Regions from separate parts of the Homo sapiens genome. Here region 2 is linked to region 1. The links are chromatin contacts, found by Hi-C or POLR2A ChIA-PET in ENCODE. All regions are on one chromosome and are shown on one strand. The core of a region is the stretch at or near the end of the contact, and the rest is flanking DNA. Distances in the headings are between cores, read along the strand shown. Region 1 overlaps USP12 (ubiquitin specific peptidase 12). Region 2 overlaps STARD13 (StAR related lipid transfer domain containing 13).

Evidence for each region. A loop is a pair of places that touch in the nucleus more often than their neighbours do. ChIA-PET counts read pairs that join two places held with the same protein, here RNA polymerase II (POLR2A).
Region 2: a map of gastrocnemius medialis shows a loop between it and region 1 (31-fold over the local background). The contact joins two enhancer-like sites. A Hi-C loop is called at or near these places in 1 of 168 maps with a recorded cell type or tissue (gastrocnemius medialis). POLR2A ChIA-PET finds 5 or more read pairs at or near these places in 1 of 52 experiments (MCF 10A).

The regions. Positions count from the first base shown.
Region 1 is chr13:27,129,422-27,133,455 of GRCh38, forward strand. All of the region lies in intron 1 of USP12 (ubiquitin specific peptidase 12), which reads right to left. All of the region lies in intron 1 of USP12-AS1 (USP12 antisense RNA 1), which reads left to right. Among named protein-coding and RNA genes, the nearest start is that of USP12-AS1, 5.9 kb to the left of the region's middle. RefSeq lists an enhancer at 1,650-1,719 and a silencer at 1,750-1,799. Within about 2 kb of position 1,935, at least 12 of the 41 ENCODE cell types and tissues checked have a DNase peak (open chromatin) inside an H3K27ac peak, as active enhancers do.
Region 2 is chr13:33,262,955-33,266,988 of GRCh38, forward strand. The region is part of intron 1 of STARD13 (StAR related lipid transfer domain containing 13); the gene reads right to left. Among named protein-coding and RNA genes, the nearest start is that of STARD13-AS, 13 kb to the right of the region's middle. Within about 2 kb of position 1,822, at least 9 of the 41 ENCODE cell types and tissues checked have a DNase peak (open chromatin) inside an H3K27ac peak, as active enhancers do.

The DNA of each region.
Region 1 (4,034 bases), core at 685-3,184:
TCACTCTAAAGCTATGCGTAGGCCAGGTGCAGTGGTTCATGCCCATAATACCAGCACTTTGGGAAGTCAGAGCAGGAGGACTGCTTAAGGCCCGGAGTTCTAGAGAAGGCTGGGCAACATAGCAAGACTCTGTCTCTACAGAGGATGTTGTGGAGCACGCCTGTAGTCCCAGCTGTTCGGGAGGCTGAGGCAGGAGGATCATTAAGCCCAGGAGTTCGAGGCTGCAGTGAACTATGACCTGGGCGACAGAGTGAGACCCTATCTCTTAATAATAATAATAGCAAATAAAAATAAATGTATGCATAATTTTTGTGAAGGATGTTAGAGAAATGCTGCAAAGAACTTTATTCCATTAATGTAGTTTCGGTCTTTTCAACAACAAGAAAGCACCACTCTTTGATAAATGGTGGGGAAGTAGAAAAGAACTGGCTGCCAACTGGCATGAAGCACGGTCACATCCAAAACATACGAGTGGAGTGACCAACATGAAAAATGGCAGAGTAGAAAGCTCCCAGGGTTAGTCCTTCCACCAAAACCATTAAGCTGAAAAATACATCAGAATCAACTATTCTGAACCTTAGAACCTAATCAGACATTAAACACCCAGGGCAGTAGTTGATGAAGGGAGAAGAGAGCACAGCATGCAAACCAGCTACTATTCCCTACTCCTCAGCATCCCCAGAGGCGGGCACAGGACCACCTCCTAGAGCAGCTGCCTAGTAACAGGGCTGGCAGCGGGAACCTTGCCCTCAACAATTTAGGATTGTGCATTTTGCTCAGTTCTGGCAGTAGCCTGGGGAAACAGCACAGATTCTTGCTTTTGTTTCTGTCCCCTTAGGCTGCAACCTTTCTTGTTTTTTTCCCTTTATTGAGGGGGATGGGGATCCAGACATTATACTAAATCTCTATCAAGTCATAGCTGTCCAGAGATAGTAAGACAGAAACTTCAGTGACCACACACAACAAGGAATACAGACTTTGCAAAACTGGTTTAGAAAAGTCATTATACAAATGGATGACTGCAAGCCTCAAAAAAGCAATCACTGAGGAGGTGGAGAATCTGATTTTCAGAGTCACCACATTACAACATTCAAACTGTTCAGTTCTCACACACACACAAAAAAAATCACAAAACATGCCAAAAAAAAAAAAAAAGGAAAATATGGTGTATTTGCAGGAAAAAAGAATTTGACAGAAACCATCCCTGAGGAATTCCAGACACTGGAATGACTAGTCAAAGGTATTATTAAATCAATCGTATCAACGGTATCACACTGGGGTCCCAAAACAAGAGCTGAGCACGCTTACTTCCCCACGACTAACGTGGTTTTTTCAGTGAGTCACTTGTTGAAATCTCAAATTTCCTGGATGAGAACCATTTCTGCAGGGATCAAATGAGGTCAAATCACAAGTCCAAAAAGATTACACAAGTATCACAAGTCCAAAAGATTAGCTAATTCTTGAAGGCAACAACATTTAAATTCCACCACTTTGCTTCAGCAAGCCGTGACGCTTAAAAACAAGGGTGTCAGAAAAATTCTGGATGAAAAGATCAGTTCATGAAAGTAAGGAAGGAATAGTGTTGTGCAGCTATAGAAATAACAAGAGCTGAATGACACTCAAAGTTTATGTGTGGCATTTTCAAAATGCAGTAAAATTCATTTTTTAAAATAAGCACAGATTTACATATGTTAAACACAATTTGAATACAAATTCAGAATGCAGGAAGCAGTCAATATGGGAACTTGAGTGTGGGTACATTACAAAGAAGAAAGGTAAGAACTGGTAAGAGACACTTTAGCCATAGCAGGCCAGAAGGCTGCACAGGTGTGAAACCCTCCTGGTGAGAGGGTGAGCAGTGAGCTCCACCACCACTTCTCAAACCACGTGACTCTGGGTGAGTCACTTTCTCAGTCTTAGTTTCCTCACCATATCATACAGGAAAATACCTACTCTGCCTACCTCGGGGTTACAGAAATCAAATAGTGAATGTGAAAGTGCTGTAAAACGTAAAGCATTATGTAAAGGTATGACTAGAAACATGAGTCATTTGGATTTTTCTAAGTAATCATTTTACCAAAGTGAGCAACGTGATGGAAACTTGCCCCAGTAGAGTGAAGTACCTTGTTCAAGTACACTTGGTTTTGAAAGCCACTATGTAAATGGAAAAGAGACCACTCTTTAACCTATGTAAAAGTCTGAGGTTAGCTTCCTATGGACAGTTAAAATATCAGAACAAGCACCAAATCCCTTTCATATGCTTTGTATAAAACCTTTTATTTTATAAGTACTCTAAGTTCACAATCTAAAAATAATTCAAACTGTAAAGAGGGTGTAAAACTCAAAGTATTATTCACCACTCCCTCTCTTAAGGTTCATTTCCCTGGAGACAATACCCATTAACGGTTTTAGTTCTTAATAATGATTATCATAACTTTAAATAATATATTGCATGCCTCAGTCAACAGCTCTTAATTCTGTGCTTTTGCAAGAAGAGAAATTGACACACACACTACCTCCCAACTCTCCTTCCACAGGCCACCTCCTAATTTTTATTACGTGTCACTGGGTAGAGTATTGTTCTAGTGCTTCTACTGGTTCTACATCTAAATCTTTAGCTAGATTTACCAATTCTCATATAGCACGTAAGAAATCCGGGCTATGAAACAAAAGGAAATAAGCACATTCACCTTTCCTGCTATCCCTCATTTCCTCCACCTCCCAGCCACTTACTCATATATTCAGGGATTATAACATTTACATTAGCTTCTATAATTATATCTTCCATGCTTTATCTTTGGTGTATTCAAAAAGCAATTAACTAGAAAGAGTAGATACTTGAAGGGTAGCTAATGTGTGCAAAGGAGATTGGCTTATGAAGTAGAGAGGGGCCAGTAGAAATGTTAGTAACTTCAAACAAGAAAATTTTAGTTACACATGTTAAAAAATGTATAGGTTACTAGCAAAACATAAAATATCATTCCAATAAAAAGCAGTACAGGAAGGCAAAAAAAAAGAAAAGAAAAAGAAAAAGCAAAGGAACAGAAATATAGCCCTCACTCATTAAATTACTGCCCCTCGAAGGAGACTCTTCCATGTTCCAATCTCTTGGTTGTCCTCAAGTGTCTGGAAATCCCTGGTTGGCTGTACGGCTTTGTGAATGAAAGATGGTTAGTGTAAGTATCTCAAGAGGGTTTCCTCTGCATTTGCGTAGGTCTGGCTGTCCTAAAAGATCGTTGGTTTCAAGTTCTATGTGTGTGAGGAGCTGGTGGGCACGTTAACAAGAAGAGCAGTACTCAGAATAGGAATGTCCTTGTCCTGTGTCTGCTGTAAAAACCAAAGTGCTATGTATGAGCTCTTCTCTGCTCTCTCCACTCTCACGCACTCCTCAGACAAAAGATCACCCACTTTCTGGCAAGACCATGACTCTAGCCTTATCCTAAAGGTGAAAGCCTGGCAAACCAGCCACTCTGAAGGGGACAGAAAGGAGGCTCCATTGAGCCAGCTATTCTGAATGAACTTCTTTAATTACCATGGTGATGGCAACACAGCCATGCTCCTACTATGAACTGTTGATTCCAAACTCAAGCTTCCACCAGGGCTCTCTCAAGAAGCCCAGGGTCAGCTGTTAACTAACACTTATTAATTATTCTCTCTCCTGCTGTAACTTTTTCTACTAGCTGTTGTCTCTCTAATCCTATTTACTATCTTGCAATCCTCTAGGAATCCTCAAAAATATCTGATCTATTAATAACACAGTCTATCCTCTAGCTCTATTCCAGTTCAATAAACTTAACGCAAACACCACACTCACCACACTCACATGACATCTTTCTGTTATTTCTATAAAAATTTTAGAATGGGTGTGCACATGCTTAGACTGATCTCAGGATCCTTTATAACATAGTTTAACAAGAATAGTATTACTTCAAAGTAGTCTACTCTTCCCAGAATATAAATTATCATCTAAATTACGTAAAAAGCTTTGCTAGTAAACATCTACAATACCATCCTGGCTAACATGGTGAAACCCC
Region 2 (4,034 bases), core at 572-3,071, 6.1 Mb after region 1:
GGCCAGCTCAAGTACCATAGGAAATAAAGACATGAGACCGAAGATCTCAAGATGAGAGTCTACATTCTGGCTCATCACTTACTAGTCGTAGAATCTTAAGCAAGTCACTCAGCTTCTCTGAACCCCAGTTTCCTCATTTTATTAGAAGGATTATAAAACCCCCTGTAAAGTAGCGTTTCTCAACAGTGGCACTATTTTGGGCCACATAATTCTTTGGTGTGGGGGAGCATCCTGTACATTACAGGAAGTTCAGCAGCATCACTGGCCTCTGCCCACTAGATGCCAGCAGCACCCACCCCCTAGTTGTGATCATCAACAGTATCTCCAGATATTACCAAATGTTCCCTGGAGGGCAAAATTGTACCTGCTTGCAAGCCTCTGCTGTAAAGGAGCCCCCTCTCCTTTAAATGTTTAATAAAACATCACCCAGAAACTTTAATTCTACCTCCCAAGGATTCAGGAGCAGCAAAGTAAACAGCTACAAATGAAATGAGAGAACTTTTGGTGGAAAACCAGGTTTGGGATAAAATTGAGTACCAATTGGCCTTGCTTAGAGATTCTGGATTTTGTTTTAATCTTGGGAAGGGAGTGGGAGTATGTTCTTCTTTCCTGTTTCACGGGGTTTGTAGGGGCTTAAATGAGCCTAATGTATTTGAAACTGCACAGAATGATGCCTGCAACTATTCACACAGTCACAACCAAAGAATTGGTGCAATGCAGCTGGCATACATGGAATGTCACCCGAGCACTCTCTTCATGTTGGGGACAAAAGAACATCGCGTGATGATTCTAGTTGGAGCATTCAGTCAAATGAATCAGTTAGGTGCCAGCCACATGCCAGAAAAAATGACAGGAACCCAGCATTACTGAATGTGTCAAACATATATTTTTTTAATCTACAAATTATTTGACACTCCTCCGATTGAATAATGGGTCTGCTCTTCTTGAACCTGAGCAGACCTTTATGGCTATGTTGACTAATAGAATACAGAAAAAGTGAAGAGGCAACTTCCAAGACTAGATCATAAAAAGTCACACACCTTGCCTTGCTCACTCTTGGGATGCAGTCTCCATGTGGGGAAGAAGGAAGCCTGGGCAACCACATGGACACATGTAGATGCACCAGCTGCCAGTCTCACTGAGGTCCTGACCGAGAGGCAGCATCCACTGCCAGTCATGCAAGTGCCCAAGGCTTCGGATGTTCCTGGAGCCCAGTCACTGAGCCAGGCATAGCCCGCAGGTCTTGCCAGCCTATGTCACAGTCATCAAAGAACAGAGACAAGCCATTTCCACCGTGTCTTTTCCAAACTCCTGACCCACAGAATCCATGAGCATAATAACATGGTTGTTTAATACCACTAAGTTTGGGACAGTTTGTTACATAGCAACAGTCATGGATCACACTTCCATGGAGCTCAACCACTAATTGCCCAAACAATGTGCTCCCTGAGGAACTTGGGTCCTGTTGGTTTAGCTCAGCTGGTGGTAATGTCAGAAACAGCCAGGGAATGAGTCTGCCATTGGCATGGAGAGGCAATTAGGGTCACGTATTTCATCAGCAGAGTCTAGAGGTCTTTCTTGACACATAGAAGGGTTGCAGAGGTTATGACCTCTTCCATGCCACCCATGAACAGAATGGCTTGATCAGCAGGAAAGAGAGAATTGCATTGACATATAAATACGGGACAAGAACACTAAGTGGGAGCCTTCAAAGAAGAAGGCTCCTTTGAGAAGCCTGGAAACTTCCGGAGCTGGTTACTGGGTCAGGAGCAGCCTATTCTAGAGAACAACCTGGCATTGACTCAGAGGCTGGGCAGTGGCCTCTAGTTCTTGCATGCTGGGAGAAGTTACGGGAATGGGTGTGACCATGACCTGCCAAGCAGAGAGTCTTTGCTGACTCAACATAACCTCTGCCCATCTTGACCCCTAGAGACAACCCGTCTTGATGAAGAGAAATAAAAGTGGCCTGGATTTGAGGGAAATAGTGAAACATTGCTTTCCAAACAGGAGTCAAGAGACTAGAGTGTGCTGAGAGAATAGCAGAATGTGTGCAGGGGTGCTAATGAGCACAGAGATCATTCAGGATCATTTGCGCATTTTCAGAGTAAGCCAGTTCTCCGAGGTGGCTTCTTCCTCCTTGAAGCACACAAACTCTGTTTCCTGAAGCTTCCTTACTCATCTCATTTAATTTGGATTTAACCTGCAGCTAGAGATTCAGAATCTGAACTACAATTCAGGTGGAGAAGTTAAACTCTATATTAATAGCTCTTATAAAATACTCTATGAGTATTTTTTATTCAGTATCAGTGGGGCAGCTGCCTGAGGCAAATATGTGCAATTTCCTACTTCATTAAATATTTAAACATCTTTACTTCTGGAAGAGTTCACATTTGAAAATCTCCTTCTTGCTAAGATGCTGACAGACCACTTAGGAATTTGGTGTAAACAATATGAACAGGTGTCCTATAGGGACATTTGTTTATTGAGTTTCTTTACAAATTAATCTTGGGGTTTACAGCTATTTCAGACAACTTGTACCAATTTAACTAGTGTTTTGGTTTATTCACATTTCTAAAATCAGGCACTAAATTATGTTGTATTTGGGCAAATTTTACTCTAAGAATTATAAAATATGAAATAGTTCAAGCAACTATAATGTTAGCAGTTTAAAATTCAAATCTCCTTGCCACTCATATTAAATTCATTTAATGTTCGTAGTTTATTGTATTTATCCCTTTTCAATACATTTTTAGTCATGCCAAAAGCAGGAAGAAAATGTATATGATTCCAGTGAAATTTCTGTTGTAAGGTGACCCAGACTTTACTGAGTAAGAATTACTGATGACACAAATCACTGAAGAGGTGTCTTGAAGTAGAATAAAAATCTCAAGCAGAAGGTACAGTAATAAATTCAAATTAATGGGTTCTTATCATGGGGAGTGGGGAGAGAACATGAAGAGATACATTAGGAATTGTAAACATAAAAATTTTATAAGGCATGTAAACATTGTCCATCCCGAAAAGTTATGGAGCTATCTCTTGTATTTATAATTTCTTTATCACCATAGTTAAGATCCTCATCCCTCATGGTATTTTTCTGAGTAGTCACTGTAACTGCAGCAGCAGCAGAAGCAACAACCACTCTAAGGAGAAGCCTGGAGCTGTGGCAGAACACAGACAGCAATAGACAGCCTTGGGTTCACCTCCTGGCTCCGCTAGTTATTTGGGTTTAACTGGAACAAGTGACTTTAACCTCTCTGGGTTTTCGTTTCTTAATCTTTAAAATGGGAACATCAATGGTACTTCCTCTTCTGAGGATTACATGACATAATTATTGATCATGTTTAGGCAGGGCCTGCATAAAATACATGCTCAACCACGATGACTATATCTTTACATTCAGTCTGGCCACTTCAAACCCATGTTTATCTATTCATCTTTCTAGGCTGCTCTTTTTGTCCTATTTCTGCTCTACTTAAAAGCCCTCAGGAGCTCCCTATTACCTATCAAATAAATTTCAAACTCACTGCAGTCTGGCCTCAAACTTTTTTGCCAACCTTATCATCTGTATTTCCTATAACCTCCACATGTCACTGAATTTGGACTACATTCTAAATTGCTCAAGTCATACTTTTCCACTCATTCTGTTGCCCTGCTTAGGACAACTCTGCGATTTTGCCCGGTGGAAATACAGCTTCTTCCCATGGCTCAGGCCCAGTGGTCTCCCCTCTTTACCTTACCACTCTGTTGCCTACACATACTTCTAAGTGCCTGTTTTGATAGCCTGTCAGTCACTAAGCCATACGCTCCCTTGAATTGTCAATATTTATGACAGTTTATATGTCTTATCACACTTACTTATAATCTCCTTGAAGGCAGTGATCATGTTTTATATAATTTTTGCATCATACACAATCCCAGAAAAGATCTTGCACACAATCGGCTTTGAACAAATATTTGTTGAGATATTGACTAGGCTAGGTTCTCCAATAGAAGAGCTGATGCGGAAAAAGTGGTCTCTGTTTCTGAAATGT